Linked DNA regions of Homo sapiens: regions 1 and 2 are each linked to region 3. The links are chromatin loops, found by intact Hi-C in ENCODE. Cell type or tissue: ascending aorta. All regions are shown on one strand. Each heading gives the region's core, and the rest is flanking DNA. Links, peaks and the distances in the headings are about the cores only. Region 1 overlaps PHLPP1 (PH domain and leucine rich repeat protein phosphatase 1). Region 2 holds the start of TNFRSF11A (TNF receptor superfamily member 11a). Region 3 has its middle 62 kb from the start of ZCCHC2.

Evidence for each region. Hi-C counts contacts between places; a loop is a spot of excess contacts. Peaks named below come from ENCODE experiments on the same cell type or tissue, not always from the same donor. Only the 100,000 strongest peaks of a DNase experiment are listed, where the experiment ranks them.
Region 1: a loop joins it to region 3, with 4 times the contacts of the local background. A loop is called at or near these places in 95 of 110 quality-filtered maps.
Region 2: a loop joins it to region 3, with 6 times the contacts of the local background. A loop is called at or near these places in 28 of 110 quality-filtered maps.

Annotation. Positions count from the first base shown.
Region 1 is chr18:62,977,503-62,988,165 of GRCh38, reverse strand. PHLPP1 (PH domain and leucine rich repeat protein phosphatase 1) reads right to left here. Exons shown (of 17, transcript NM_194449.4): 17 at 7,733-9,904. The coding sequence ends at 8,735. Among named protein-coding and RNA genes, the nearest start is that of PHLPP1, 270 kb to the right of the region's middle. In ascending aorta, for the core only: a CTCF peak has its summit at 5,311 (motif pointing right); a DNase peak (open chromatin) is centred at 5,345; H3K4me3 peaks cover 522 bases.
Region 2 is chr18:62,319,286-62,329,948 of GRCh38, reverse strand. It overlaps TNFRSF11A (TNF receptor superfamily member 11a), which reads right to left and starts at 4,639. Exons shown (of 10, transcript NM_003839.4): 1 at 4,522-4,639. The coding sequence starts at 4,596. RefSeq lists silencers at 4,548-4,747, 4,798-5,007. In ascending aorta, for the core only: a CTCF peak has its summit at 4,785; a DNase peak (open chromatin) is centred at 3,987; H3K4me3 peaks cover 2,397 bases; H3K27me3 peaks cover 3,038 bases.
Region 3 is chr18:62,579,852-62,590,514 of GRCh38, reverse strand. It overlaps a transcript of ZCCHC2 not described here. Among named protein-coding and RNA genes, the nearest start is that of ZCCHC2, 62 kb to the right of the region's middle. RefSeq lists enhancers at 4,045-4,339, 4,211-4,390, 6,256-6,315. In ascending aorta, for the core only: CTCF peaks have their summits at 4,165 (motif pointing left) and 6,003 (motif pointing right); DNase peaks (open chromatin) are centred at 4,136 and 5,994; H3K4me3 peaks cover 297 bases; H3K27ac peaks cover 576 bases.

The DNA of each region.
Region 1 (10,663 bases), core at 1,784-9,783, 400 kb before region 3:
GCCACTGCCAAAGGCTGAAACAGGTCCCTGGGTCCCTGAAGTCCCTGAAGGTATCAGTGTCTGTGGGGAGACCACAGCAGCCGTGGCAGGAGGAGCACACGGGAAAGCCTGGACAGCCTGGACGTGGGCGGGGACGGCGCCTGCCTGAGAAGCAGGTGGACACGAGCAGGAAGTGGGAAGAGCTAGGCCGGACTCAGGTACAGGAGAGAAGGTTTTATTTTTATTTTTGTAAACGAGATGAATCCTGCACTAATTACAGGTTGCAGAAGTGTCAGAAAGAGGCAGGGGGAAGTAGTCAGAGGATGAACACTTTCTTGGAGACAGGTGAAAGCAGGGAAGGGCAGGGCCTCCGTTTCCTTGAAGGAGGCTTGAGGACAGGGGGGTAAATGGTGCCTGTGAGGTGTGGAAGGGACAAGTGCAAGGGTGGCTGAGCAGCCCTGGGACTCAGTGGGGACTGAGGCTGGAAATCTGTGGACAGCACCCACCTCCATGGCCCTAGGCAGAAGAAGAGGGCAGAGGGTTGGGCCCGTGTCAAGGATAAGCCCCTTGAGACCCTCAGGCTGCTTCTAGCAAAAGCATGGCTAAAGCGGAGGCCACTCAGACTCACGGCGGGGCTTGCTGAGCCCCAGGTGTCCTCCCTCCCATCTTCACTCAAGATGCCAGGGCCTTCTACCCTCATTGCTAATGGGCATGTGGCCTGTCCTCAGGGTGCTAGAAAGGGGGGTGCACAGAGCAGGATAAGGGTTCCTGCAGCAGAGGCAGCTGTGAGGCAAGCGTGCTGGATGGGAACGAGGGATGGCCGGCAGTATCCACCTTCCCCATGCGCGTACGACTGAAAGTTGATCAAAATCAAACCTGCTCATTCAAGAAAAGCAGCTGGGAAATGGTTGCCATGGTGTTGACGGTGCACAGCACACAGCAGCATTGGCCCTGCTCCCCCTCAGCGCTCCAAGTTTGAGTCTTAGTGAGTGTCAGTGCAGCACAGGGCCGCTCTTATCTGCTCCTGTGTCGTCTGCACTCAGCGCATGTGGAGGGGGTTCAACTTCTGCGGAGCCTCCTGGGCATTGCAGCGCAATGGCTAAGGGCACTCCATCTAAGAACGAGCCTGTTTGGGTGGCAGGGAGGAGCAGCTTGCGGGATGTGGACATTTGCCCCTCTTCGTTCACTGGTGATGGGAAGTATTATCCTTCATAAGGCCAGCAGATGGGAGAGCCTGGAGGTCACTGCTGGACAGTAAGAACTTCCCACTGAGCCGGTTCTCAGGGGTCACACTGCAGGGCTGGGGTTTAGAGGCCCTTTGGAGCTCAGGGTTGGCCATTAGCAGTTATGTGTGGGGCTTGGCCCTCCCCAGCCCACTCTGTCACTCCACTGTGTTTGTTGGTTCTAAGTCTCCCCAGCACATTGTCATCTTTTAAACTGTGGTTTTATTGTCCATCTCTGGGAGCCTCTCCCACTGCACTCTGCCCAGGGTGAGTGCTCCACTTATGCATGGAGGTGCTCACCAGTTTAGGAAGGGGCACCAAGGAGCCTTTATCTTTGGAGCACCAGCAGGAACAAACACAACACCAACTCAGCAAAACAGCACAGTGGATATTCTGCCTAGAAACGGGTCTGAGGTCAACTCTTGAGATGGTGTCTGCTGTGTGACGCTAAGACAGCTGAGACTAAAACAGAATGGAAAGGAAACAGCCCTCTCTGGTCAAACTGCTGTTCTTGGCCATGTCCATCCATTGTCCTTTCTCTCCCCCCACGCCCCATCGTCCTTCAGGAAATGTCCCAGGAATAGTGACAGAATACACACCCAACACACCAGAATCTAAGGAATATAACAAAATTTAAATTTGAAAACTGGAGGACTCACAAAACTTTATGTCCTTATATGCAAACGACACACACAGGTGACACTGTAACACATGTCTGCTGAAGTTTTTGGGAAAAAAATCCTAATGGGCTTAACTTGTGAGAGATGGTGGTTTCAGCATATTGCTGTTCATAAGGAAGAAGTATGGCTTGTTGTTTGCAGGGTGTGCAGTGATATGACACATTTATTTATTTTTTCTTCTTTTATTATTATACTTTAAGTTTTAGGGTACATGTGCACAATGTGCAGGTTAGTTACATATGTAGACATGTGCCATGCTGGTGTGCTGCACCCATCAACTCGTCATTTAGCATTAGGTATATCTCCTAATGCTATCCCTCCCCCCTCCCCCCACCCCACAACAGTCCCCAGAGTGTGATGTTCCCCTTCCTGTGTCCATGTGTTCTCATTGTTCAATTCCCACCGATGAGTGAGAATACGCGGTGTTTGGTTTTTTGTCCTTGCGATAGTTTGCTGAGAATGATGATTTCCAATTTCATCCATGTCCCTACAAAGGACATGAACTCATCATTTTTTATGGCTGCATAGTATTCCATGGTGTATATGGATGTGACACATTTAAATAAGCTATTTTTAACCATCTGAAATGCTCTAGGAGGAGGTGTATTACAGCATTACAGTATTACAGATCATAAGGCAAATAAAATACATTTATTTTGTGTGCTTGATTTATTCGTGGCTTACAAGGCAATTTCTATTAAGTGAAAACTAGTTTAAGAAACTTTGAATGTTAATTGTGGAGCAGTTTTCTTGAAAATTCAGAAGAGCAAATCACTTATTTATGAGTTCAAGAAAAGTCAACATCTGGAGGTGTAGCATTTGGGAAAACCATCTTTGTTGCCATTTCAACTTTCTCTCAATAGGTAAGATTGGTAATTAGGGGAAAGTGCCAGCTTACCAGAATGGAATAAGACCTAAGAAACTGAATGACTAGAAAGTACCTGTGATTTCAGTGAAGGCAGTTTTCCTTCCCTGTCCTTAGAAAAGCGGAGGAATGACAATGAGAGCAATTCCAGTCATGAGCAGATGGAAGAAAATTCTCCAAGTGTTCTGTTGCTTCCCCCTCTGCACAGGATAGAAGAACACTGTGTTTCTGATTGGGCATAAAATGAAGGGACTCATGAACCGAAGCTGGAGAAATGCCATGATTGTTTATGGGTACTCACATCAGGGCTGGGGACAGCATAGCCTCCAGCTTTCTACCACACACCCCAGAAAATGGACGGCTGCCTTGAGGACCCATCTGCCAATTTCCTCGGCAGTGTTCAACCTTAGTCTTCCAGAAGGAACAGGACAATATATGGGGCCTCCACACTGGCTTCTGCCATTCATGTGGGCCCGTAGGCCATCGTCAGGCTGGCTCACACCCTCATGAGGTTAGCACAGCCACCTCCACACCAAGCCATTTTCTCAGGGCCCCGTGCTGGTGAGGCAGAGCCATGCAAAGTAGCCAGCTCTTTACTGGTGTTTCCTAAACACGTTGAATGAATGCACACAGTGAAGCAGGAGGGTGTGAGCGGTGGGGTGTGCTTTCCATCACCAGCCCAAAGCTTTGTCTGCTAGATGTAATTCCTACATTCACTTAGTGAGCAGGGCAATAGACTCGCCGTACTAAGTTGGAACTTTGTTGTAATTTTGGTGCTGAGTGGGGTGAGGCTTAGGGGAAAAAAAAAACCACCTTAGAGCCGTCTTTCAAATACATAGCAATAAGAATCAGTTCATGACAGATAAATGACAATAGTGAGATAAGAGTTTCCATAGACTAGTTTGCACAGTGTGAGTTAGGGGGATGCAATGAAAGAAAAATGAAATGGCAACAAATGAGAGAAGCCCATTTTCTCCATCATTACCAGTGCTTTTCCTTCTATAACAATTGTAATAAGTGACTTAAGAGTTTCCCATTTTCAAAAAGGTACTTTTTTCTTTCTTTTTTTTTTTTTTTTAAGAGTCAGGGGCTTGCTGTGTTGCCCAGGCTGGCCTTGAACTCGTTGGCTCAAGTGATCCTCTAGCCTCAGCCTCCCAAGTTGCTGGGACTAACTTCAGGCCCACAGTACCATACCTGGCTTAAAAAGGTGCTTTTGCTGCATTCCTCATTATTTTCTTTCAGACGCCCCTTAGTTCCTTCATTTGTAACAATGACAATATTTACACTTACATAAGGCTTTAGTATTTAAATTACTGCAAATACATGACCTAATTTGATTGCTGGAGAGGTAGGTAAGGCAGATACCAGAAACCCACACTTTATAGAAATTCTATCTTTTTTTAGGATGAGTTCATGTCCTTTGCAGGGACATGGATGAAGCTAGAAATCATCATTCTCAGCAAACTATCACAAGGCCAGAAAACCAAACACCGCATGTTCTCACTCATAGGTGGGAATTGAACAATAAGAACACTTGGACATAGGGTGGGGAACATCACACACCGGGGCCTGTTGTGGCGTGGGGGAGCGGGGAGGGATAGCATTAGGAGATATACCTAATGTAAATGACGAGTTAATGGGTGCAGCACACCAACATGGCACATGTATATATATGTAACAAACCTGCACGTTGTGCACATGTACCCTAGAACTTAAAGTATGATAATAAAAGAAAAAAAAATTTTTTTTGAGACAGAGTCTCTGTCGCCAGGCTGTTCCAGTCTCTGCATTCCAGGCTGGAATGCAGTGGCGTAATCTCGGCTCATTGTAACCTCCGACTCCTGTGTTCAAGCGATTCTCCTGCCTCAGCCTCCCGAGTAGCTGGGATTACAGGCATGCACCACTACACCTGGCTAATTTTTGTATTTTTAGTAGAGACGAGATTTCAGTATGTTGGCCAGGCTGGTCTCGAACTCCTGACCTCAAGTGATCCACCCGCCTTGGCCTCCCTAAGTGCTGGGATTATAGGCATGAGCCCCCGTGCCCGGCCTGAAATTCTATCTTGTGATAACATGTCAGGGATGAACTCAAAATACCCTTTGATGAATGTTCACATGATCAAATGGAATTCTTCTTCTCTCCCCTGCAGTGCCAGTGGTGAGGGGACTCTCAGGTGTTATCCTATAAGGTCCAGAACATGTTAACAGATGCTTTGTGTTTTGCTTTTTTTAACCATGGAAAGGGGAATTGGGAATTAGATGGACATTGAAGACAGACTTCTCTCCCAGCAAAACTATATGATTCTGGTTATCCATCTTAATATTTCTGCATGTCAATTTCCCATGGAAAATCAGGCTCATCACAGGAACCAGCTGTCATCACTTCTACTGTCTTACAAAGCGGAAACACAGCTTCTCGGCTATACTTGACAGTGGTATAGGAGTTTGCTATCATGTGTTTACGAAAATACAGTGATAAGAAACTTAAACACTTTGTTTCTTCTGGGAAAGTGAAGGAAGGATAAAGAGTGAAGCCCATTTCCACCCAAAGTCTAAGCTTACCAGCAGGTGGTGCTGTGACAAAAGCAATCAAGAGAAACCAAGGCAGGCAGGTGGGGTTTCTGGGTCCCAGAGATCGGCTCTGCTACCTCTCATCAAAGCCAGTGCTCGGGAGCAGGAGCGAAGGGCAGGAAGCTTGAGGGCAGCACAGGGCGGGCAGCATGCGCTGGATCCAACACCAAACAGTTTCTAGGGTCCTCGATCAGGGGTTCTTCTCCTAGCAAGGCTCACCACAGCTCTCCGCTTCCCGTTTCATTTCTTCCTTTCTCTCCCCTCAAAGCCCTTTCCCAATTATCTGGATTTCCAGCAGGAAGCAGGGAATAGAGCAGGCGGGAATGCCCTTCTCCCTAATACTTACCCTGCAGACACTGTGGCTTCAGGGATCTTCAAATATTAAGCACTTTAATATTCAGAAAGCACTTTCAGTTGTATAAGCAGCTCTACATATACTATTAGATGCTATCTGGATAAACAGAAATGCAAAGAAACTCCTCAGAAATAACTGAGGCAGCTCCTATGCAACCGCATGGAGACCTATCAGCTAAGTCTATGCCACTTTGGTCACTCAACATGTGCTTGACTGAATTACCTTTTCATCTAAATGCCCTACTTACCCCAAGCCTCCAAAGGGCAGTCTCACTCCAAGGTGCCTTACATGTAGTATGTGCACAATGGGACCGAAAAGAGACAATAAACCCAGCAGCAAGCACAAATAAACTGGAGGACTCAGGAAAAAAGCAATTCCAAGTCTCATACCCCTTTCTCCTGCAGCAGACACAGAAGTTAGGAAATGAGGTGTCCCTGCATCAGAGCTTGTGGGGCCCAGTGGCTGCCCCTGGCACAGAGTTGCTGTGGGGCCCATTTTAGAATCTGGAAGCGATTGCTGCCTCCGTGGACCACGCTCAGCCAGTTCTGACCACTCTGGAAGTGAGCTGCGGTGGAAGAGATCCACATACAAGGCCGGGGTGTGCTCCACCCCCGGGGACAGGTGAACCCTGCCCAGAGGGGGTTTAAGAACTGAGGAAGTCAGAGAAGCAGCCCAGACCTGCAGGAACTAAGGCGTCGGTGTGAGAGCTTGGAGTTGTCCACATCTGCTTCAACCCAGTGGGGCAGCCCGAGGGACAAGGTAAGGGGCTGGGAAGTGGAACCGGGGCAGGGGTCCCAAGGTGGTTTAGCTTCCAGTCTCAGCCAGAGCGCTCCGCCTGTACTGGGGAGTCAGCTTCCTTGGTCCCTGGGTCTCTCACTGGGCCGAGATGAGGCAATTCTCTTCCATGGCTTTAGTGGTTTCCAAAGAGCACTGTGTGCAAGTAGCCTGATGTGGAAATGAAGTACGGCCATTACGAAAACAAAGTCCACCCAGCGGCCTCCTAGAGGGGGACACAGAGCCCACCACCAAGTCTACTAGTTAAGAAATAAGAACTGCCCTGTCACTGAATTAGCCAGGTCCCACCCAAGGGCAGACCTAAAGAAGGAAGCCAGGTCTACATAGGAAGGTGGTCCATGTGAGATGAAGACCAACAGTATCTTCCACACAAGGTTCACACGTGTAGGGTGGGGGCGAGGTGAAGGCGGAGGTCCCTGTCTGTAAATGCAGTTGACTAGTAGCTGGGAATACTGGCTTTCTTAAGTACACACCGCTGCACCTACACGATTCCTGCTGGTGGTGGAAGGCAAGCCAACCAGCTTGATTGACCCTGTCCAAGTAAGAGGCAGGTTAACCTGCTTATGTGAGCTACAGGCCCCCCAGGAAAACTGAAAACTTCGCTTCGTGAGAGTAAAGTTGTCCAGGGATCTCCCCTATCTATGCAACCTCTGTCTATCCCCCTTCTCACATCTTCCCTAAGAAGTACCCAAACATCTTACCCTAAGTCATAAGAAGAAATAGAAAAGCTGTAAGATCAGGCCTGGCACAGTGGCTCACACCTGTAATCCTAGCACTTTGGGAGGCTGAGGTGGGCAGATCACTTGAGGTTAGGAGTATGAGACCAGCCTGGCCAACATGGTGAAACCCCATCTTTACTAAAAATACAAAAATTGGCTGGGCATGGTGGCGGGTGCCTGTAATGCCAGCTATTCAGAGGCTGAGGCAGGAGAATCACTTGAACCCGGGAGGCGGAGGTTGCAGTGGGCAGAGAACACACCACTGCACTCCAGCCTGGGAGACAGAGCGAGACTCCATTTCAAAAAAAAAAAAAAAAGAAAAGAAAAGAAAAGAAAAGCTGTAAGATCAGCTAATTATACTGCTTACCATTTGGTTAATTTCACATTTCATTCAATGTAGGTTAACTTACTGGATGTTTTTCTCTTAAAAAAAAAATCAGAAATATCTGATAACCCCAATATTCCATCCATTCTTTCTAAACGCAAGCTAGTGTGACTGTCTCCAAGAAACATCTGGCTGCTGAGACAAAAGCAGATACTTGTAAATACTTGTAAATTTCATATTTATTGTAACAAAAATTATGACATGTCCATTTGTGCATTCTGCTTGAGTATAACTCTGGGTATGTAAATGGCCTAATGGGGCACTATACAACCATGCTGATTGTGGCAGCAGTAAGGAACACAGTTAAAAGTGTCTGTCAAAGTGGGAAGGCTGGGACAGGGGAGGAAAATGGGTTCAGGGCCCTTGGGTGCAGGTTCTTGTCCAGTGGCCTAAGATCCATTTCCTCCGGACAGAAACACTGCAGCTGCTCAGCCTCCTCATTCAGTGAAGTGAGGGTGAGTTGTGAGGCAGGCAGGCTCCTCAGAGGGGAGGGGGAGGGGAAACGTCAGTTACTTGGGCTGTGTCCTTACGCCAAGACTACAAAACATCGTAAGCCTCACTATACAACACTGAGCTATTTACAATGGAAATTCTCAATCAGCTGTTCTCTCAGAGAAAATTAGTGAATCCCAGTGACTTAAGTCACCTGACAGAGTAAAGCAACTCCTAGGAGTTAGTCTCCATATTCTACAAATGTCTATTATTTTCAAGACAAAAACAAAACAAAACAAAACAAAACAAAACAAAAGCCTTTTCCCCCCAAAGAAATACAGAATTACAATATTATTAAATCATTTAGCAACGGCAGCCTGCCCTGCCTTCCAAACAAACAACAAAAAGCCATTTTAAAAAATATTACATTATCATTAACTGTTTCTCTGTAATATATTAAACCTTTTGTTCTTTGTCTTTACATATCTGATATGTTAGGGGGAGAAGTTAACAAATGTAAATCATATTGGTAAAGCATCACTAGAAGAAAGTGGTGATTACTTAAAAAAATAACCCAAAGAAAGAGAACCTACAGATTAGCTGCGATGACAGGTTGGGAACAGTGTCTGGGGGAAGGATGTGGAGTAAAACCCCTGGTTTAATGTGAGCCTGGGAGACTCTTGCAACTCAGTCTTTTGTGGTTAGTTTATTTGTTAAACAGCTCGGCTGGGTCATAGTGGCGTGTCGTAATAATCTGGCAGCTGGTCCAGCTGGTAGTGCCGCGGCAGCTGCGGCTGGAGCTGAGGGGGTGGTGGCGGCTGCTGCTGCTGCTGTTGCTCCTGGTGATGCTTCATGATTTCTTTGACCTCCTCTTCCAGCTCCGGGGGTATGATAAACTGATCATCAGGATCCGGCTGAGCCGGGGCAGCAAAATAGCCTCCAGGCTTTCGAAGAGGTGCGTCTGTAGCCACCTCTATCACATTGTGGCTCCTTTCCTGGGGCGCAACAGAGCCATTGGCCCTCCGGCGCCCAATGGTCCCAACGGCAGAGAAGTCTGCCTTCCTGGGCAGACCTGGCTCATCCTCGTTGGCGCTGATGACAATGCCCTCATCACTGGCCTCTGCTGGCACCTGAAGCAGGTGCTGCTGTTTCTCCTTCTCCTTGGCCCGGCTGCAGTGGATGTCCACCTCCACCTCCACCCGGCTGCCGTTGGTGAAGACGCCCTCGATGGGCTCCTCATCGTCACTGTCAAGGCCGTTGTCGGAGAAGGCGCTAGAGAACGTGGCGCTGGATAGCTGGCGCTGGAAGGAGTTGGACAGACAGATGGGGTGGAGCATGCAGCGCTGCTCACTGGGGTAGGCAGGGCTGTTCTCGCTTAGGGCTCCGGGCGGGGGCTCATCGGAGGCTGTTGACCCCACCTCGCTGCTCATCTCAGAAGTGGAGAGCTCACTGCTAATCTCGGAAGCCATGCCGCTGCTGGAGGACGGCACGCCCAGCCCATCTGAGGGCCGATCCTTGATCACCATGTTCACTGAGGGAGGAAAGATGCCAGGACTGGGTGGTGGCACAGCCCCACCGGCGCTGAGCTCGCAGCAGCAGAAGCTGTCCTCAGTGACACTGAGCTGCACCACCACAGCGCTGATGCTGTCGTGGCAGCCGTAGCTCTGGGCCAGGGTACACAGCTTCTTGGCAGCAGCCAGGGCATCGGGCACGTTGCGCACGGCTTCCACGGCCTCCTCGACGGACAGGCTGTCCCACAACCCCTTACTGCCTAGGATGAAGAACTCATCCTGGGGAGTCAGGAGCACGGACTGCACGTGGGGGCGAGGCACCACACTGGGATGGAGGAAGGTGTAGCCCAGGATGCGCGTGGACTCAGTCACTCCGTTCACCTTGCCATCCTGGAAGAACAAGGGTTTGCAGACAGACAGTTAATACAGAGCACCTGCGGCAACTGTGCAGGTTCCCTGCGGGTCCCTCGACTGTCTCGACTGTAGGACCACAGAGAAGTGCTGTGTGGCCCACAGAGGAAAGAAGGGCTCACTCTGTAGTGAGTAGTTAATGTGCACCTGTCATCAGAAACCCCAGGTAGTAGGCCTGGGCAGGTAAGGAGCAGTAGGGACAAAAGGAAAAGATTTCGGTTATGTGTGTTACTGGGACCCCATTCACACTAGGTCACAAGTCCTGCTGTTTATCTAAAGCAAGCCATCATCTAGCCTTACACAGCAAGCATAGCTGGCTAGCTCCTCCTGTAAACATGGGTTTACATCTTCCCTCCCTTGGTGAACATGGTGATCAAGGATCGGCCCTCAGACGGGCTGGGTGTAGGAAGACTCTGAGGTAGCAAGAGACTTTCTGATAGAAGCCAGTCCTGAGCAAAGACACATGACGCAGGCATATATCAAGACAATGCTCCTAAATCTTCCATTGCTCTCCATGATCACAAGAGGCAGTAGTGTCTAAAGGTCCAGAGAGGACTTGAAAGTACTTAAGCGGTGGAGAAAACCTTGGTTTGACTAGGTGGGTAAGAATGCTCATGTCAGGAGAACAGATGCTAAAGAAGAAATGCCAATTCTTACAACTTCCTTGAACTTGATTTCCTGTTGACCAATGGAGAAGGCAAGATCTGCTGGCTTTAGTTCAGCTGTGTGCATGCTATT
Region 2 (10,663 bases), core at 1,608-9,607, 260 kb after region 3:
TCACACGGCCCTAAAGAATGTACTTCCCACTGCTGACTGGGGCTGCTTTGGGCTTCTTGGCGTGAGAGCACACTGCGACTGGAACGTGACACAGTGAGAACAGCAGCACCAGTCAGCCCTCTGACAAGGAGCTTCTGGTGACCCAGGCAGACAGGCAGCCTGCCTGGGGAGCGCTGCCAGGTTGGTCTCGCAGGCAGGAAATAGAGTGTCTCTCAGAATCAGGACAGAGATATGGGGCTGTGCGTAATCTTGCTCCACACCCACTCGGTTTTAAACCTCAAAAGTTCACTAAGAACTTCAGAGGGATCAAGGCTATTTTGCTGAAACCCACGGCTCCTTCTTGGTTCTTTCAAGCTTAGCGTTTTGGGGCACAAAGGGTGAGCTGAACTTAAACTGTGTTTCCAGCAGTGGACACCATAGAAAGCCCCACACTGCAACTAGAGGGAAATACACAGAAAGGCCGTCCCACAATCCGGGCAGAGAATGAAAGGGTACTCAGAGGAAAAATCACCTGCTGGGCAGAATCCTACCCATGCCAGTCCTGGGGTGCACTGAGCTGGAGTCAGCAGCCTGTGTGCTCAGAGGCAGGTGTGCTTCCCTGTGGACTAAGGCCAGGATGCTGTGAGGAGACAGCAGTCAGGCCATGGGCCACCTGGCCAGGGGGCAGATGCCCTAGGGAGTGAACCACCTGGACAGTTGCGTACCATCAGGATGGGCTGCAGACTCACATCAGCCAAAAAAACAAAAAACAAACCAAAAAATGGCCTAGACAACATTCCTAGAGACCACTGGATACAGCATGTGGGAAAAACACTATTTTTTTTTCCATGAACTTCAAAAATAGGAAAATACAATGGGGGAAATTTTAATATTGACATGGCAGATGAAGTCCACACTACCCCTTCTTAAAACAACACTCTTTGCAGAGGAGGCCCTGCTTTGGAACTCCCCTTTTCATGTCCTCATAAAACACTGATTTATTGACCTCCAAAGGCACATTTTTATTGTTTCAGTTTTCCTGATGTAAGAAGTTCTGGTAGATAACTGAAAAAGCAAGCTATTTCCTTATCAACACAGGGAGTATGTTCCTATTACAGGTTTGCCATTTTAGGGGGAAGTGGTAGAAAGGAAATAACAGGGGAGGCATTTGAAATATTTCTCAGCAAAATGAACTGTAAGCCCACAGATCTGTGTCTGTGCTCCCCAAACAAGGCATGACTGCATATATCCATGTCTCCCCTCTCGGATGGGATGGGGGGCAGGAGGAAAGGTGGCACAGAGCACCCACCCACCCTATGACCCAGAGTCACACCCTGGGGGATTTCTTCGGAGGGGTCTCCCCATGGGCGCTCCAGGGCCCTGTGGCCTGCTTCTGATTAGTCGACTTTACCACCTCAGTAAGGGCCATCCAAGAGTTACCTCAAAACTATAAAAGTTCAATGCCCAATTTGTTTGGTGGGGGTTTCCTGAATTAGGTGATTTGTGCTATCTGCAAGGTCATAAAAATATATGGTTGTTTTTTTTTTTCTTTCTTTCTGTAAGATTCTTTTAGGTCTAAAGCATTCACACCATCCTCCCAACATAGGGAGCTTTCTTCCCACCTCCTAGAATCATTTCTTCCCTGACCTCTGGTTTCCCACACATCTTTCCAAGACCACTTGGGAAACCCCTTCATCCCGAAGTCCTTAGGGATTCCTCCAGCGGTCCTCCCTCCCTCTCTCCCTCCCCTCCTCCCTCTCTCCCTTCCTCTGCCACCCTCTGTACTTTTCTTATCATTTGCTGCTCTCTTATCATCACAGCTTTTCCCATCTGGCGCTCTCCACTAGACTGTGACCCATGCGCCTTCCCCTTATTCCTCATTAGCACAGTGTTTGACACCACCAATGTCTGTTGTCCTGCGTATGCACGCACCTGCTCTTGCATCTTATAACCCCAGATAAACATGACCGTGTACAATCCATTACCTTAATGAAAACAGTGTGCATCTATATTTTGTTACCTGGAATAAACAGCAGGACTAGCTACATAAAAATTCAAAATGTTTTTATCTGTAGGCAAATAGTTTTATTCTATCTGAAAATGAATTCCCTCACAAATACAAGCAGGCAGAGATATAATCATAGAAATGTTTTAAAGGGCAAAACTTATAGCCTTTCAGGTAAGTTTGAACCTATTTAATATAATAAAAATGAAACTAAATACGATCCCTACAGATAAGGCACTTTCTGGAAGCCATTTATGCCAACTATTTTGCAAAACCAATTTACCCACTAGGCAGTTCCTGAAGTCTTGCCTGGTGTTTGATCATTAACATCTTCAATGAACTGTCAATGCCATTCCTAAATTTTGAGCTAATGGAATAGGCTGGCCAAACAAGCAGTCATTGAATACAGAGAGAGCTTTTTCCTAGATAACCACAGTATCTCTAGGAAATATTATTTTAAGGCTGCATCTAGTCTCACCTTTGAGAGAAAATGCATTTCTACTGGGAAGGTTGGGCACCAAGTAAAATAAGCAGAAAAGCATTCCAATGTCACTTGATTGTGAAAGAGTTCAGGAAATGCCACCCCAAAATATGCCACTATGGTGTGCTGATTATTTTGAACTCAGGGCAGGTGGTAGTGGCCACGGGCAGAGGTTTCTCTGAACTCTGCCCAAAGAAAGATCCTCCAAAACGAACTCAAATGTCTCAAATCTCCGCCGTGGGAATCTTCTCACCCAGAGAAGATTCTCACCCAGAGAAGATTAACTCCGATTACAGGAGAGGAGACAGGAGGTTGACACCAGCCCACACAGGCTCTCACCTATTCTCCGAAGGGCTGGTCAGAGACCATTTTTATTGCCTGAGAATCTTTTATGTGCCTGACAAGATGTCCTTTACTCACCATATGCTTCCTCCCCAAACCCGCCCCAAAATCTGTTTTGCAGCACCCTGCAGAAGCCCCTATGGATGCTATAATGAGCTTCAATCATCTGACCCTTCCTCAAGTCTCTTATTTTGTAGGAGTCCTGTGCCTATGTATGTAATTAAGTACAGTTTTTCTCCTGTTAGTCTGTCTTATATCAATTGAATTCGTGGCCCAGCCAAGGAATTCATAAGGTTCCTAGAAGGTTCGCTCCCCTAGAATTGGAAATGACCAATGCAAAAGTTTACATTTTTAAACATGCATAATGAAAGGGGCTTAAAGGCAAAAAGACGGGAAACAGCATTTGTTGAAAGGTCTCCCTGAAAAATAAACTTATTTTGATAGCATTTGTTGTTCATATTAGAACCGAACGCCTTTTATGCACATATGAATATGTCATTTTGCGACAGCAGTGAGAGATAATTTTGCAACTGCGTGGTCAGGCAGGTTTTTCTTAGGTGGCTAGCTGTTCGCTGAAACCCTGGTCCTTTGGTTCAAATAAGGTAGCACCCCGTTCAACCTGTTGAACACTTAATTAAGCAACACCTGAAGTGCTTAAAATGAAAAAATCCTTTAGACTTTTCCGCCTTCGTTTCCCTCAACCATACTGACAGACCCATACAATTGGGAATGAATCTTCCCTAGAATCTTTTGCTTCAGCCTTCAGTGCACCCACATTATTTCTGTCAAGGCTTTTCCCCTCTCTTCTCACCCAAACACGATTCTCCATGCGTCCCTCCCCACGCCTCTCCGGGTTCCGTGCCCGGCTGCGGAGGGACGGCAGCAGCCTAACCTAGTGTTAACAGAGGGGAAATCTGACCCAGCCGAAACCAAGAAAACCACCACTCGCCCTTCCCTGTGAGAGCTTTCAAGTTCGTATCAACGATTTTTAAAGCGTTTGTTGTGCTGGGTGTGCTTCCCTCTGCGGCCCTCCTCCACGAGGCAGAAAGTCCGTGCCTGGCTGCATTCGCTTGCTAACTGTACTGAGAAACCTGTTCCGAGAGGACCGGGAAGCCACTCGGGTCTGCGAGGGTCAAGTCCAGCATCCCCGGGGCGCGCGCGCAGTCTCTCCCCGCCGTGCGGGGCCTCCAGGCGAGCTGGCAGGGGTGTCCCCGAAGGGGCTCAGGGGAGGCAAAGGCAAGCCCGCAGTTCAGGGACGGAGGGAATCATGTCTCTTTCCGGGTGGAAATTTGGGACGGAGGCCACCCGGGAGAAATCGTATCGGGAACGGTTATCTGCCGCAAGTGAGGTGCCCACGGCGCTGTCTCCCGCGGCACCGCCCGGCGCAAGCGCTTAGTAGGTGCTCAAGAAGCATTTGGAGAAAATGACAGCATCAAAGCCTGCGGCTAAGAGGGGCTTTTGGAAGAGCCCGTTTCGGGTGTTGCGGTCCCGCCAACCTGCTCCTTCTGCGCCCCAGTTTCCCTCCGCTTGCCCTTTCCCGCCCTCCGCCGTCCAACTCTGGAAGCGCCTCCCCAGCTTCCCACGGCCTCCGCTCCCCAAAACTCCGGCTCCTCTCGGAAGGCGGAGGAGCCAGGATGCCGCCGGCCCCGGCCCTTCCCGGGGCTCCCGAGGAGGCGTCGGGCCGCGCGGCCCGGCAGGCGCGGGCGCTCCTTACCTGCAGCCGGGCGAGCAGCGCGCAGAGCAGCAGCAGCGCGAACAGCGGGCGGCGCCGCCGGGCGCGCGGGGCCATGGCGCGGGACAGGCTGGCGGGCGCCGCGGCCTCAGCGGCCTCTGTGGCCCAGCGGGCGCGGCTGCCGCGGCCCTGTGTGGTCCCGCCCCCGTGCCCCGCCCCGCACCTGCCCCCGCGCCGCCCTCCTGCGCCCCCCTCCGGCCGGGCCCGGCGGTGCCAGCCAGGTGGTGCCCAAGCTCCCCTGGTTTGCGGTGGGACGCGGGGCCCCGCTCGGGGAGGGGCCCCGGGGGTGTTCGCCGCGCCCGGTGCCTCCTTGGTCCGGTCTCCGCCCCTGGCCCAGGTGCTCGGGCTGCAGACAGGTTGGCGGGAGACCAGCCCTGGGTTGCCCTTCACGGCACTGGCTCCTGCCTTGCCGCACCCCAGGCCTGTGGGCCCCGCCTCCCGGGAAGGAATGGGGGCATCGGGGTGGTCCTGCTCCTGCCCCGCGCGCCCACCCTTCGAGGCCCGGCCTTCCGAAAGTGGATGCGCCACCGTCGAGAATGAACGGGAGGAGGATCCTTCCTGGAGATTTCGTCGACTGCAGTTAAGGCATCAACACAATACACCATCCGCCAATCTTCGTAAAATACTCCTCTTGTTCTTTGCTTCAAAATGTTGGGGCCAGCAGCCACTATCTCTTTTTCTTCTCCTGATCCTCTGCCTCCGCCCCTCACCCGTCCTGCACCCACCAAATTCTAGAAAGGCACCAGGCTCCGCCAGCCTTGAGGCGTCCCCCAGCCCCCATCACCACATTGGCCCTTTCAGACATAAAGTGGCCAGATGTCTGGGGCACAGTGTTACCTAAAAACTGAGGTCCGTTCTTCTGGTGCAGTAAGGCCAAGCCATCCGCACTAAGGTTTGCACTGGGAGAAAAGAGGGCGCTTATCTGCAGAGCTCCAGGCAAGGAGAATGGGGCAGCTCTTGCTTAAATCCTGACCTTCAGTTGGCTTGCAAGTAAGGATTTTTAAACGCAGGGTTAATTTCAAGAAAGCAGAAGTTACAGGCAAAATCATAATACACGGAGGTTGCACATTGGTTTGGTCTAACAAGCTGGGATATCTTGAAAATCTTTAAAGTGAGGGTGCTTATAGGTTATACATTCAAAGATTTTCTGACTTGCCATCAGTGAAGGAAGAGAAGCTTTGTTAAAAATTTGGGGTCAGCAAAAATGAATGTTAGCTCTGGCTCGTGGGTGTGACTTCCTCCTTGCCCTTCAGGAAGAAATTTAGAAGAAAGAATGGTGGTCAGTTCCGTCCTCATTTCCCCCTTGTCTGAGGTCTGCATGCCAGTGGATCTGTTTTGTTGGGGGTCTGGGTTTCTGAGAAACAATTCAGGGACATATGTTAAGATGTTATCTTTCGTTTCTATAGGGAATCTAACTTCCTTGGTTATTGTTTTAAGCTATAATTACCTTCTTGCTTATCAAGTTACTTATTTACTTCTTAGGGCTAGCTAGGTACCTGGAATTTCCCTTGAAGGAACTCAAGATTTTCCTTTATTTCCATGCTTAGGGGTGCTCCACAGGCTCCTAAGATGGGTTCCTGCTCCATCTCAATAGCATCCTGTTGTTTTTGTTTGTCATTACTTGCTTAGGATTGTGTCTTTCCTCACATTCTAGGTCGATGTTGGATCCATACGTATAATCCCTCCTTTGTATCATGTATTAGTCCGTTTTCATGCTGCTGATAAAGACAGGGCAATTTACAAAAGAAAGAGGTTTAACGGACTTACAGTTCCATGTGGCTGGGGAGGTCTCACAATCATGGTGAAAGGCAAGGAGGAGCAAGTCACATCTTTCCTGGATGGCAGCAGGCAAAGAGAGAGCTTGTGCAAGGAAACTCCCATTTTTAAAACCATCAGATCTCATGAGACTTACTCACTTCACAAGAACAGCACGGGAAAGACCTGCAGCCATGATTCAATTACCTCCCACCAGGTCCCTGCCACAACACGTGGGAATTGAAGATGAGATTTGGGGTGGGGACAGAGCCAAACCATATCATAAGGTAACTGTTTATATGAAGATACTTGTCCCATGCCAATAGAATATAACCTGTTTTGAATTCCTGGATTGCCAGAACTATTCACTTGCCTTACTTTTAGCCCAGCACATGGCATATCTTGGTCAAAATTCCATGTGCACTTGAAAAAGCTATGTATTTTGCTGTTGTCAGTAAAGTACATTATGAGTGTCAATCAGGTCAAATAGGCTGAAATATCCATACTGATTTTCCGTTACTTGTTCTGAGAAAAAGTGTGGAAATTTCCAACAATAACTGTATTTGTCTATTTTTCCTTTTATTTCTGTCAGTTTTTTCATATTCTTGAAGCTCTACTTAGAGGTATAAACATTTAGAATTATTATGTCTTCCTGATGAATTGAGACGTTTATCATTATTATATGTCTTCCTTGATTGGTGGTAAAATCAAATTCTCATGTCCACTTTGATATTAATTATATAGCCATTTCACCTTTCTTATGAATAGCATTTAGATGATCTATCTCAATCTATCTTTTTACTTTTAATTTATCTATATCATTTAAAGTGACAGCATTACATTTGGCTCTTTTTTCCCATTTTACCCATTTTGACAATCTCTGCCTTTTGATTGGAGTGTTTAGATTGTTCACATGTAATGCGATTATAGATATGGTGAAGTTTAAGTCTACCATTGTGCTATTTTTCTATTTTTTCCATCCGTTTTTCTATTTGTTCCTTTTTTTCCTCTTTTCCTACTTTCTTTTGGTTTGAGCATTTTTAGGATTCTGTTTTCTCTTCATGTTAGTTTGTTTTATATGCATCCTTGTTTTATTATTTTGGTGGCAGCTCTGGGTTTACAATGCACATCCATAATTTATCACAGTCTACCTTCAGATAAAATTCTGCCACTTTCTCCCTCCCTCCCTTTGTGCTACCATAGTCATACTACTTGGCTGGCTTTTTAACTCCCTACTGTACAGCCTAATTGGTGCACTGCTGAGTTGCTTTTGTGCTTTTTAGAAAGTGATCTGGCAGTGTTGATTTTAAAAATTAAAAATTGCAAATATCATTTGATGAAGCAATTCTGTATCTGGGAATCAAACATATCAATACATAAAGAAAGAGACAAAAGGATGTTTAGTATAGCATTTTTATAAAACCACAAAAAGAAAAAATGTGAATAGCTGTTAATATACAAATGGTGGAAAGTATTATTGCCTATCACAGTTTTGAATATAATGCAGCTACTTAAGAATATTATGTAGTTTTGGAAAGATGTTCATGATTATGAAGTAAAAGAAGTAAGTTACAGAGCAATATCATCCCATGTTTCTAAAGAACCGTAAACATGATTTTATCTATATAAGCAAAGAAAGTTTCTAGAAAGGATAATAGGAAACACTAATAGCATAGTCACACTTAAAAATCCATTTAATCCTCACAACAGGCGTGTAAAGAGTACAATTACTACTTCCATTTTACAAATGAGGATACTGAGGTACGGTGAGATTAAAAACTTACCTGGAGTCACTTGCCAATCAGTGGCAGAGCTGTGATTCCAATCCTGGTTCTCTGACTCGGGGGTGGGAGTCCTGCTTCACTAAGCACCACATTTTTAACATCAGGTGAGCGGCAGAAGGAAAAGGAGAAACTCACACTTTTATTTTTGATGTTTCTAAACTATTTACATTGAGGAAAATGCACTTTTGCATTTTTAACTGGCAGTTGTGTAAACTTGGTAAATAGATGTTAAAACTCTAAATGAAGTAAGTACAGGAATGGTCACAAGCACAGACAAAATAATACTGAATTATCTAGTGTGTCGCCATCTTCAATGAGGAGACAGGCTTTCTGGGAAAAGCACGGTTAGGAAAGCTAGATGAGATTATTATTTTGCTAAAAGGAACTGACTTGTGGGAGAAGGTACTTTCACCGTGGCACTTCATGAAAAATACCAAGGCTTACTCCTGGCACACTTCCAACATTACCCCCTTCTATTTTCTAAGAAGAGTAGGGGACTTAAAACTTCTGCTTGGAAAGCCCCAGAGGTGAGTGTGCTGATTTTGGAAGCACTTTTGAACAGCAGAATGCCTATGTTAACACATTAAATCTACTAATAATTTAAAATTTTTTAAAATTAAATTACTCTTAAAGATATCTCTACAGAACTATCACTCAAATAATTCCAATATTTTATAAATATTAATGTATAATACAATACAATAATAAAATCCAAGAAAATAGGCTTGAGGATGTTATCTTTCCTATACATAGAGCATTATCATGAGAAACATGGAAGTAATTGATCTCAAATACTGTTTTTCTATATTCACTGAAGAATAAACACATAGCTAAGGTGATTGCTCTCATTTGCAAAAACTAGTTTCAATGTTGTTTGTGATTTTAAAAACCGACATTTGGCGGGGTGTGGTGGCCCACGCCTGTAACCCCAGCACGGAGGCCAAGGTGGGTGGATCACGTGGGTCAGGAGTTGGAGACCAGCCTGGCCAATATGGTGAAACCCCGTCTCTACTAAAAATACAAAAATTAGCCGGGCGTGGTAGTGCACACCTGTAATCCCAGCTACTCAGAAGACTGAGGCACAAAAATTGCTTGCACCCAGGAGGGCGGAGGTTGCAGTGAGCCGAGATTGCGCCACTGCACTCCAGCCTGGGTAACAGAAGGTGACTCTGTCTCAACACACACACACACACACACACACACACACACACACTTATAAGCACATATACAATAAAATTTAGTTATATGTAACAAATGTAAAAATATATTTTAAACAATTTTCAAAATTAAAATATTTTTAAACAATATTTAAAAATATTAGCTTTAATATTTATTAAAGCTAAATGTTTTCCATTTTTAAAAAGTAATCAACTGACAATGAACTTCTTTATTTTCTCTGGGGGAAAAAAAGAGCACATTATACCTATTCAGGAATCATAGATTGATATGAAAACTCTTCTACATGGATAGTGTGCACCTCATGCTGGAAATCCCCACTTCTCAATTCTGCACGAAGTGTTTGGTTTTCAGAATTAAAAAAGTAAAATGAAAATGTAGCCATAATTTTTGTTTCTAGTGGATGGCTTGCAAGGATTATCTTACGTTTTAACAGGTCTTCATTTAAGCACCAGAAAGCACAGGCACAATCTTGTTAATGAGATGCTTATCAATCGCAGCAAGAATAAGAATTGTTCAGTTTATGTATTTTTTTCATGTGGTGCTATATATATAGTTGCTGTTACTGGGTATAGAGCTAAAGAGAATACATAAAAGACTTAAATTAATTATGCAAACATAAGACTTTACGAATCTTGCATATAGTGAAAACTTATTAATAAATAAAAATGTTTTTATTACCTACCTGTAATTTTTTTTTTTTTTTTTGGACAGAGTCTCGCTCTCGTCTCCTAGGCTGGAGTGCAGTGGCATGATCTCGGCGAACTGCAACCTCCACCTCCTGCGTTCAAGCGATTCTCCTGCCTCAGCCTCCCGAGTAGCTGGGACTATAGGCACGCGCCACCACACCCAGCTAATTTTTTGTATTTTTAGTAGGGACGGGGTTTCACCATGTTGGCCAGGATAGTCTTGATCTCTTAACCTCGTGATCTGCCCGCCCAAAGTGCTGGGATTACAGGCGTGAGCCACTGTGCCCGGCCTTTTTTTTTTTTCCCGAGACCCAGTCTCACACTTATCTCCCAGGGTAGAGTGCAATGGCGCGATCTCAGCTCACTGCAACCTCTGCCTCCTGTGTTCAAGCGATTATCTTGCCTCAGCCTCTGAGTAGCTGGGATTACAGGTGCACGCCACCATGCCCAGCTAATTTTTATATTTTTAGTGGAGATGGGGTTTCACCATGTTGGCCAGGCTGGTCTCAAATTCCTGACCTCAGGTGATCTGCCTGTCTCAGCCTCCCAAAGTGCTGGGATTACAGGTGTGATTACTGCACCCAGCAACCACCCTGTAATGTTTTGTTTTTCCTCTCGTATTTCCTAGTAGTAAGAAATATATATATTTTTTTTACAAAGGTAAACCAATGATAAATTTGTGTTGACTCAGAGATTAATCAAGGTGCAACACTATCCCAT
Region 3 (10,663 bases), core at 1,730-9,729:
ATGTGGAGCAACAGGAACTCTCATTCATTGCTGGTGGGAATGCAAAAATGGTAGACACTTTGGAAAGACAAGTTTGGTCGTTTCTTAACAAAACTAAACACTCTCACCACATGATCCAGCAATCACATTCCTTGGTGTTTACCCAAATGAGCTGAAAACTTATGTCCACGTGTATGTTTACAGCAGCTTTAGTCATAATTGCTAGAATGTCAAAGCAACCAGGATGTCCTTCAATAGGTGAATGGATAAGGTGTGGGAATCCATATAACATTCTATTACTCAGCAAGACCAGAAACGAGCGATCCAACCCCAAAAAGGCATGGAGGACCTGAAATGCGTCCTGCCGAGCAGTAGCAGACAACCTGAAAACGCTCCAGACTGCAGGATCCCAACTACATGACATTCTGGAAAAGGCAAAACTAGGCAGACAATAAAAAGATAAGTGGGCCGGATGCGGTGGCTCACGTCTGTAATCCCAGCACTTTGGGAGGCCGAGGCGGGTGGATCATCTGAGGTCAGGAGTTAAAGACCAGCCTGACCAAGAGATGGTGAAACTCTGTCTCTACTAAAAATACAAAAATTAGCCAGGCATGGTGGCGGGCGCCTGTAATCCCAGCTACTCGGGAGGCTGAGGCAGGAGAATCACTTGAACCTGGGTGGCAGAGGTTGCAGTGAGCTGAGATCACACCACTGCACTCCAGTCTGAGTGACAGTGAGATTCCGTCTCAAAAAAAAAAAAAAAAAAATGGTTGCCAGGGATTCAGGGGAGGGAGGATGAACAGGAGGAGCACAGAGGACATTGGGGCAGTGAAACTATCCTGCACAACCCTGTAACGGCAGATGCATGTCCTCACACCTTTGTCAAAACCCACAGAACGGAACAAGAGTGAATCCTAATATAACTATAGACTTTGGTTAGCAACAAAGTATCAATGTTGGCTCATCCCTCGTATTAATAAAAAATAAGATACAGAATGATTGTATAGGACGATTACGAGTATGTAAAATAAAAACAGCTAACAGGAAAGAACAAGGCACAGTCTAACCCAAGAAGGGAGGCATTTCTAACTTTGATAAGCCCTAAAATAGGAAGGCAGGTTTCGAATAAGTAAACATTTTAAGAGAAAACAGAAGACTGTGTTAGCGCTCCCTGTATGCCAGACACCACGTTTAGATGATCTAACCCTTGCACACACCTGTGGGGTGGACACTACTGTGATTTTTATTTACAGGTAAAAGAACTGAGGCTCAGAGGGGAAGGACATTGCTCTGTGGCCCCAGCATGTAAATAGTCGTCTTCGGATTCAAACTGAGTCTACGCCAATAACCTCTATACTTCTGTTCAGAAATTTAGCAACTAGACAGAGGTTAACTAGAGTGGAATTGTAATATTACTTATCTGTTATTTAATAGATCCTTGTGAAATGCTTGGAGGTCACTTGTCTTAGCAGTTTGCTTTTTAAGACAGGGTCTCGCTGTGGCTGTGGAATGCTGTGGTGTGATCATAGCTCACAGAAGCCTCGAACTCCTGGGCTCAAGCAATCCTCCCGCCTCAGCCTCCTGAATAGTTGGGACCACAGGCATGCACCACACCTGGCTTTTATTTTTTGGTAGAGAAGGGGGTCTTGTGATGTCGCCTGGGCTGGTCTTGAACTCCTGGCCTCAAGCCATCCCCCCAGCTCAGCCGCCCAGTGATTATAGGCATAAGCCTTGTCCTAACGGTTTAAACATTTCCCCAGAAATCATGTTTCTATGTTTAGCAAACTGTCCTCCCTCCCTTCACCCCTACCATTAGTAAAAGGCACATTTCAGCCACTCACCTTTTCGTATTTGCACAATCTAAATTAAGTCCAAACGGAGTTTTCTGGTAAGCCTTTGCTGCTGATGTGTAACTTCAGCTTGCTGCCTGATGCACACACACTGTCTAGGTAGAAAAACCACTTTCCTGACCCGCCCAGGGAACTCTTTTCAGTCTCTGGTTTGATTGATGTAAGTTACCAGAGATTAGTGACTTGCGGACAAGATTTGGGACTCCTGGGGCAAGTCCCTTCCCCACTTAGTCTGGGAACAGTGACATAGAAGCTGGCACCAAAACAAGAGCTTGGAAAAAGTGAAGGCCCAAGAAGCCTGGAGGCAGCAGGACCCTTGGGATGGGCCCAGTGTGGCTGCAGGGAACAGGCATGCAGGGCGCAGACTTGCAACCCTGGGAGCTGGAGGCAGCACCCCTAACAAGGCATTCAACTTGTAGCAGAGATAGGAATGGGTTTGCAGGGAGAGTGATAGGAGAAGTGAAAGCCCAAAAGGGGTAATTGAATTAGCAAGGGCAGTGAACTCAACACAAAATCTTTGTATGGAACCCGCACATCTCCATCCCAAATCAACCTAACCCTTCTCTTGCCTCGGCTTCCTACATCATTAGAAAGAAATGATTTCTAAGCTGTGTTGTGTGATTGGCCACACCTCAAATCCATGGTTTCAATCTCAGTGGACCCTCAGGGATGCTGGGAGTTTTACTCAGTGCCCCTCGGCTCCCTGATCCAAGCAGCAGTTCCAGACGTTGGTCCCTCTCCTCAGTGCCTGCCTCCCCCATGTCACCGGGATAAAGGACACCATCAGGCCACCCTCCGCCTGCCCCAAGTACAACGGGCAACTCCACCTTCACAGCTCCCATCTGCCTAGGCGTCTTCCTCCAGCCCTGCCCTCATCCCCTCCCCTGCTGCCCCCATCCCCCAGCACCCGTCTTCTTAGCTTCAGTGACCCCGAGGAATAATTCCTTATCTCTACTGCACGTGACCACAACAGCCATTTCATTCTTGAAATCTTTTATTGATTTTTGTTGTTGTCTTCAGGGCACATTCTCTTGATCTTCTCCAGTGTCTCTTAATTCTCACTCTCAACCTTCTTTGATGGCTGTTTTCTCTGGAAACTTCCACTCTGTAGGAATGTGTTTGGGGAAAGAGAGAGTCAAGGAGTCTGTCTTTTCACTGAAGGCCATTAGGTGACTGTTGCAAGGAGAACCACGGTCTTCCAGATGCCCTCAGGTACCACTAATGCAGCCCGTGTACAGGAAGATTTTCCTCTGGGACCCACTTCTCCTGGCTCCCTCCCGCGGTGAAGCAGGTGCCTGCAGCCCCTGCCTGCCCCTGCCTGTCTCTGGACCACCCCGCCTCCCAGCTCCTGCAGCAGGACCTGGAGTCTTTCATTCCCCCACCCAGCGCACTCTCCATTAGCTACTCTTCCCAGAAGCACCTTGGGCGATGCTGTTTCCTTTGCCATCTCTCACCTCTTCACTAAGGAAAAGCTCACTTCTTCCTTCTTGGCTCAACTAAAACACGCCCTTTGAAAGTCCTTCCCTCATTCCCCTCCCCATTCTTTCTGATCTTTGGTGCTAGGATGCCCCTCGCTAGGCTGAGCTCCCAGCCAAGGTTTGCTGAATGACTGTGCATAAGAACCAGCAACTTCCTAACCGCTCAGTGCCGCGCACTGCCTGGGCTCACTGCACCCACTTAGCGTCTGTGCCTTCTTAAGCGCCAGAAACTACTGACTGTGCCAAGAAAGCAGAGCCCGAAAAGGAGGGCACGAGTCCCTCCTCCCAGAAAATCAGGACCTTCAAGATAATGCGAAGTGCATCTTTCTTCAGATGAGGCTGATTATGGCAAGCTTTTCCTGTAAGGGACAGACGGTAAATATTTTAGGCTTCGAGGGCCATAGCGTCTCCATCCCAGTTATTCCACTTTGCTGGGATAAGACAAAGCACCCACAGACAACACATAGAGAAGCAAGACGACCGTGTGCTAATGCACTTTATTTGTAGACACTGAAGTTTGAATTTCATGTATTTTTCACGTGTCACTAAACATTCTTTTTCCTTTTTCAACCATTTAAAGATGTAAAAACCATTCTTAGCTTGTCGGTGGTGGGTTGATGCCCCTTGGTTTATGCTGCCAACCCAAGAGCTACGCCTAATTCATATCCTTCAGCACTAAGTCATACAGCTTTATTTTTTTTGACTAAAAGGCCCCTGAAAATGAAAACTTTACACATGCAAGCAGAGAGGAGTCCGAGACTTTCTGACGGGGCAGGAGGGGCAGAAACTGCTCCCTAAGGCCAGGGACAGCCAGACCCGTGCTGATGCTGCCCCCTAGTGACTGGCCAGCCTAACGTCCATCTCCCACCCACGGCCACGCTGTGACGGGTTGGGGGTGTGTTCCCCAACACACGAAATAAGAACTTCAAATCAGTTCAATCAGAAAGCGTAAAGAACTGTAAACCCAATAAATCATTTAAAGTGAAAAAGTAGGCTTCAATTCACAGAATTTTAGAACTGAAAGGAACTTTTGAGATGACTCAGTTCCATTTTTACACCAATTTACCAACGATTCACGTAGCTTTCAGGTAAAAAAAAAAAAAAAAGGCAAGTTCCAGAAAGGGCTGGTGGCCCATGAGTGTTCGCAGAAGAGCCTGCCCGGGAGTCCCGCCTGCTGAATGCCAGTGCAGGGCTGCCTACACCTCACACCGACATACCCACGAAAGACAGAGGTGGCGTGGGGCAGCAACCTTGTTGTCACACTGCCTGGGCTCACCGTCACCCAATCATTCTGTGCCCTTGGATATCGACTTCTTAGCCTTTGTGCCTCAATTTCCCTAACTGTAAAACAGGGCAGAGTTCCTCCCTCACAGGGCTGTGGGACTGAAATGAGCTGATGCTGTCTGGCCCATACTGGGCATTCAAGTGTCCCCTGCATGACAAACTTCTTGAGAGTCCACTATGTGTCAGACATTGAGTGCTTTATGTCTGTGTGCCAGGTTTAATCGTGCAACTACTCTACAACGCGAGTGTCATCATCCCCACTATGTAAATCAGACCGAGAAAGGTCACATGGACTGTGGTGGGTGCCTTCTCTTGTACAACTGATTTTGTGAAGGCGTGGAAGGCACAATTAAGTTACCATGTAACAAATATGACGTGACTCCAATAGGCTAGCAGGAATAAGCACTCAGTAACTGCCAGGCAGCCTGGTGGCATTCTTCACCTTCAGCAGGGCTTGTTGTTGGGGGTGACTGTTCTTGTTTCTGCATGAAGGTTACTTTGTCACCATCCATCTTTGCCTTTGGAGTGTCTTGGGGGCAGCAGGGGTACCTGGGACAATCTATATGTGACTGTCAGAGCTTTAAAAACATCAGCAGTCACCTCTCCTTTCTCCTTGCCCCACTGCTTCAGTAGATTTAATGGAATACTCCGTGCGCAAAACTTGTGTGAAGCACAACTCAGCGTGCGAGTGGAGATATCTGTACACATTTAAAATCTGCATTGATGCCACTTGAATTTATCTGACAGGTAAATGCTTTTGAAAGCCTAGTTCTAAAAGTCCTGGATATTTCTCTGGAAACATTTCACCCTCCCGCGTCCTCAAATCCTTCGAGAGCCACAAGGAAGAGGCCTCGCTATGGGATAGGATGTGGCGTGTGTTCCAGGCGTGCCCACAACCTGGTCCAGCCCTCCTCAGTCCAGAGGCCACACGGCCATTCCACCTGTGGGTTCCTATCACCTTACACAGTTCCATAAAGCCACTGCCCTGGGCTCTGCCAGAAGCACTGGTGGGGGCAGGAAGTGGTGCCAGGAAGTGAGCACCAACTTCAAGCAGAGGCCTGAGCATCACCATGGGCCTGTCTGCAGCACTTCGTCTCACTGAACCCAAAATTTCTCTCCTAGAAAACGAGGGGAAACATTCCCACCCCACTTCACAGCTGTGATGACCAAATGCACGCAGGAAAAGCACAGAGGAAACCTTTAAAGTGTTCACACACACATTTCAACGGCTGAATGAGGGGTTTGCTCAAGCTGCTTTTATGGCCAGCTGCCTGCACTCTTTAAGGTTTTGGGCACAGGCTTCCAACCCCAAATGTTCCCTCTCTTACGTTTAATGTTCTCTAAATTAGGTCAGTAGGAAATAACATCTGCTTGCTCGCACTGTCCTCGTCCCCCACCAGGTGGCATTGCGTTCCAATGAGCAATCTCTTCTGGTGAGAGGCTGGTGGAGGCCTTTTTCACAGCGGCTCAAATTGGAACTGCAAGAGGAAAAAGAAAAACAATGAAGAACCACCCAACCCCCCACCTCACCACAACTCCCACCGCCAAATTTCAGAGAGCAAAACCGGATCATGGGATTGAGAGCTTCTGGTGACCAAGGCCCGCATTCTCTGCAGGCGGAGGTGACTGCGTGAAGGGTCTCCGGTCCCCACACGTGTGATGTGCCCCCATTACAGAACAGACAAGAGGAAGCCCCAAACCACCCCCAATTCCAAAGCTTCCACAATTGATAAACATTTGCATACACACACAGAACTCAGGTGATGTGTACCCATGTTCCAATTCAGGGGGCTTACATTTTTCAACAGAGGACAGCGTTTAGGAATTAGGGAAATTTTGCATGGACAAGCACAACAGCTGTATCTGTAAGCAGCGGTAACATCAAATATGATGTTATTCTGACCCTAGGAATCCAACCTGAGCAAGCCAATACGTTAATGAGCATCCAGGGAAAGACAAGGTTGTCCGCCCTGGCCTGTCCTCTCTCTGCACAGGGTCATCTGAAGGGGCGAGGGCACTCCAGTTAAAACATTCCCTCCACCCCGAGCTGACACCTGCCTCTCAGCCCTGGGACCCCAGAGCCCCTCATCCTTTAACAGCTGGTCTCCTCCCCTAAAGAGAAGAAGATGTAGAGATGTCGTGACTACGTTTCCAGGCAGGGACCCCATTTCTTCATATCTCACACCTCGAAACTCACTGCTCTGGAAATCAATGAGCCCTCCCTCTTGGTGGGGTGGGGTTGGGTGGAGGGGGGGGTCAGTATTTTTTTATTCTTTTAAGATTATGGGAGTGTCATGGGGTGGAACTATTGTCACAGCTTGCCTCCATATGGTTTCACTGCCTTAACCTTAGAATGCTTTTGCAATCAGTATGGAGAAGTGAAAAAGATGTCTTCCAAGCTCAAATGGATGGTGCTGTTAAGTACTAGGTGCTGTTAAGAAAACAGGTATTTTACACCGTGCTTTCTCATCTCTTTGGAACCTTTTCAGAAAAATTTGATTCTTAGTGCTTACATAAAAAATTAAATGTAGATTTGCCTTGCCATAAACTTTTACTTTGGTACTGAATAATCATGACCGTTATGACTCGGCATGTCTGTACAGTCCATACATACCATTAACTGGCAAGCTTTCCAACTAGGTTTAATCTGCGAGGGTAAGGAATAGCTTCTATATCGTTCATCAGTGCATAGAGCAAAATTAACTAATCTTAGTCTAATGAAGAGCTATGTTTGCTAGGTTCCTCACCATCCAAAGAATCACTGCCATCACTCCTACCCAAACCTGTTCTCGTCCACATCTTCCCTTTTATTAAAAAAAAAAGACACGGTCTCACTCTGTCACCTAGGCTGGAGTGCAGTGGCATGATCTGGGCTCACTGAAGCCTCTGCCTGCTGGGCTCAAGCGATCTTCCTGCCTCAGCCTCCTGAGTAGCTGGGACTACAGGCATAGACCACCAGGACCAGCTAATTTTTGTATTTTTTGTAGAGATGGGGTTTCGTCATGTTGCCCAGGCTGGTCTTGAATTCTTGGGCTCAAGTGATCTGCCCAAGGCCTTGGCCTCCCAAAGTGTTGGGATTACAGGTGTGAGCCACTGTGCCTGGCCCTGTCTCTTAAAATAGTATTACAATCTCCCTGTTCATCAAAATTGAATTCAACTAGAATTTGAGTGGCTTCTCAGTGCTATTTCATTATGTTGGACCTTTCCCATAGATTATTTAACCTTCAGAGCCATTATTTATTTATTTGAGATGAAGTCTCACTGTCACCCAGGCTGTAGTGCAGTGGTGTGACTGCAACTCACTGCAACCTCCGCCTCCCAGGTTCAAGCGGTTCTCCTACCTCAGCCTCCTGAGTAGCTGGGATTACAGGCACACACCACCATGCCCGGCTAAGTTTTTGTGTTTTTGGTAGATTCGGGGTTTCACCATGTTGGTCACGCTGGTCTCAAACTTCTGACCTCAAGTAATCCACCCGCCTTGGCCTCCCAAAGTGTTGTGATTACAGGAGTGAGCCACTGTGCCCGGCCACTGAACCATAATTTAAAAGAGCAATTCTCATTTTACATCTAGGGAAAATAAAGTTCAGAGCATCAAGGTTCCTTCTACCTGTCTCTTCCATCCCTTTCTAAATGGACCTTCCCACGGCCAACACCTTAGTCTCGGCCCTCCTGGCCATGCCTAACCCGTCTTTCAACCTCCAGGCTCTCTTTCCTTAACCACCTGAGGATTTCCTCAAATACCACTGTCAATGTGTTTTCCCTCTATTCAAAACTTGGAAACTTCCCATTTTTCATTCAACCAACTCCAAATTCTCCAGTCTGATCCCATTTTATCTACTGTACCCACAAATCTTGAAACTCTTTTATAATTTTCCCTTTACTATGGCTGTATCTCCTTCCCCCACGTCCCCAACCACACACTGCTGTTTTTGTTCCTGCCCAGCCTGCGTCCCCTTCCCCAAGGTGACTCTCCACTCTGGGGCTCTTTCTAGATGCAAAGACCTAGGCTGCACATGCATTCCCCCACCTGGCCTTCCACAGCACTGTGACACCATCTCGGGAGGGGTCCACCTGGCCTTCCACAGCACTGTGACACCATCTCGGGAGGGGTCCACCTCGCCTTCCACAGCGCTGTGACACCATCTCGGGAGGGGTCCACCTGGCCTTCCACAGCGCTGTGACACCATCTCGGGAGGGGTCCACCTGGCCTTCCACAGCGCTGTGACACCATCTCGGGAGGGGTCCACCTCGCCTTCCACAGCACTGTGACACCATCTCGGGAGGGGTCCACCTGGCCTTCCACAGCGCTGTGACACCATCTCGGGAGGGGTCCACCTGGCCTTCCACAGCGCTGTGACACCATCTCGGGAGGGGTCCACCTGGCCTTCCACAGCGCTGTGACACCATCTCGGGAGGGGTCCACCTCGCCTTCCACAGCACTGTGACACCATCTCAGGAGGGGTCCACCTCGCCTTCCACAGCACTGTGACACCATCTCGGGAGGGGTCCACCTCGCCTTCCACAGCACTGTGACACCGTCTCGGGAGGGGTCCACCTGGCCTTCCACAGCGCTGTGACACCATCTCGGGAGGGGTCCACCTGGCCTTCCACAGCGCTGTGACACCGTCTCGGGAGGGGTCCACCTGGCCTTCCACAGCACTGTGACACCGTCTCGGGAGGGGTCCACCTGGCCTTCCACAGCGCTGTGACACCGTCTCGGGAGGGGTCCACCTGGCCTTCCACAGCGCTGTGACACCATCTCGGGAGGGGTCCACCTGGCCTTCCACAGCGCTGTGACACCGTCTCGGGAGGGGTCCACCTGGCCTTCCACAGCACTGTGACACCGTCTCGGGAGGGGTCCACCTGGCCTTCCACAGCGCTGTGACACCGTCTCGGGAGGGGTCCACCTCGCCTTCCACAGCACTGTGACACCATCTCGGGAGGGGTCCACCTCGCCTTCCACAGCACTGTGACACCATCTCGGGAGGGGTCCACCTCGCCTTCCACAGCACTGTGACACCGTCTCGGGAGGGGTCCACCTGGCCTTCCACAGCGCTGTGACACCATCTCGGGAGGGGTCCACCTGGCCTTCCACAGCGCTGTGACACCGTCTCGGGAGGGGTCCACCTGGCCTTCCACAGCACTGTGACACCGTCTCGGGAGGGGTCCACCTGGCCTTCCACAGCGCTGTGACACCATCTCGGGAGGGGTCCACCTGGCCTTCCACAGCGCTGTGACACCGTCTCGGGAGGGGTCCACCTGGCCTTCCACAGCACTGTGACACCGTCTCGGGAGGGGTCCACCTGGCCTTCCACAGCGCTGTGACACCGTCTCGGGAGGGGTCCACCTGGCCTTCCACAGCACTGTGACACCGTCTCGGGAGGGGTCCACCTGGCCTTCCACAGCACTGTGACACCATCTCGGGAGGGGGGTCTAGATACCCATTCAGGATTCTCTACTACATTGCTGGTGTGAGTGTAAATCACTTGGAAAACAATACTGCAAATCTTGGCAAACTGAATACTTGCATGTCCTACAACCCAGCCGCTGCACTCCCAGCTTGCCGCCCTAGAGGACTCGTGTACACACGAACCAGGGACAACAATGTTCCCAGCAGACTTGTTTGTAACAGAAAAAAAATTAAAACCACCCAGATGTCCATTGACAGAATGGAGAAATTATCTATATTCTTCCCCACAATGAGACTATCATAAGGTAGGGAAAATGAATAAATATAAGAACACAACATCAAGACCATAAAATCAGATGAACAGAGCCAGGCACAGAAAGCTAGGCACAAAAGGATACCCTTATAAAGCTCAAGAAAAACAAAAAGAAACGGTATATTTAGGAGCAGTGTGTGGGGAAATAAACAAGTAAAAGAGTAACAGAAGGCCGGGCGCAGTGGCTAACGCCTGTAATCTCAGCACTTTGGGAGGCCAAGGCGGGTGGATCACCTGAGGTCAGGAGTTCGAGACCAGCCTGGCCAACACAGTGAAACCCCTTCTCTACTAAAAGTACCAAAAAAAAAAAATTGGCTGGGCGTGGTGGTAGACGCCTGTAATCCCAGCT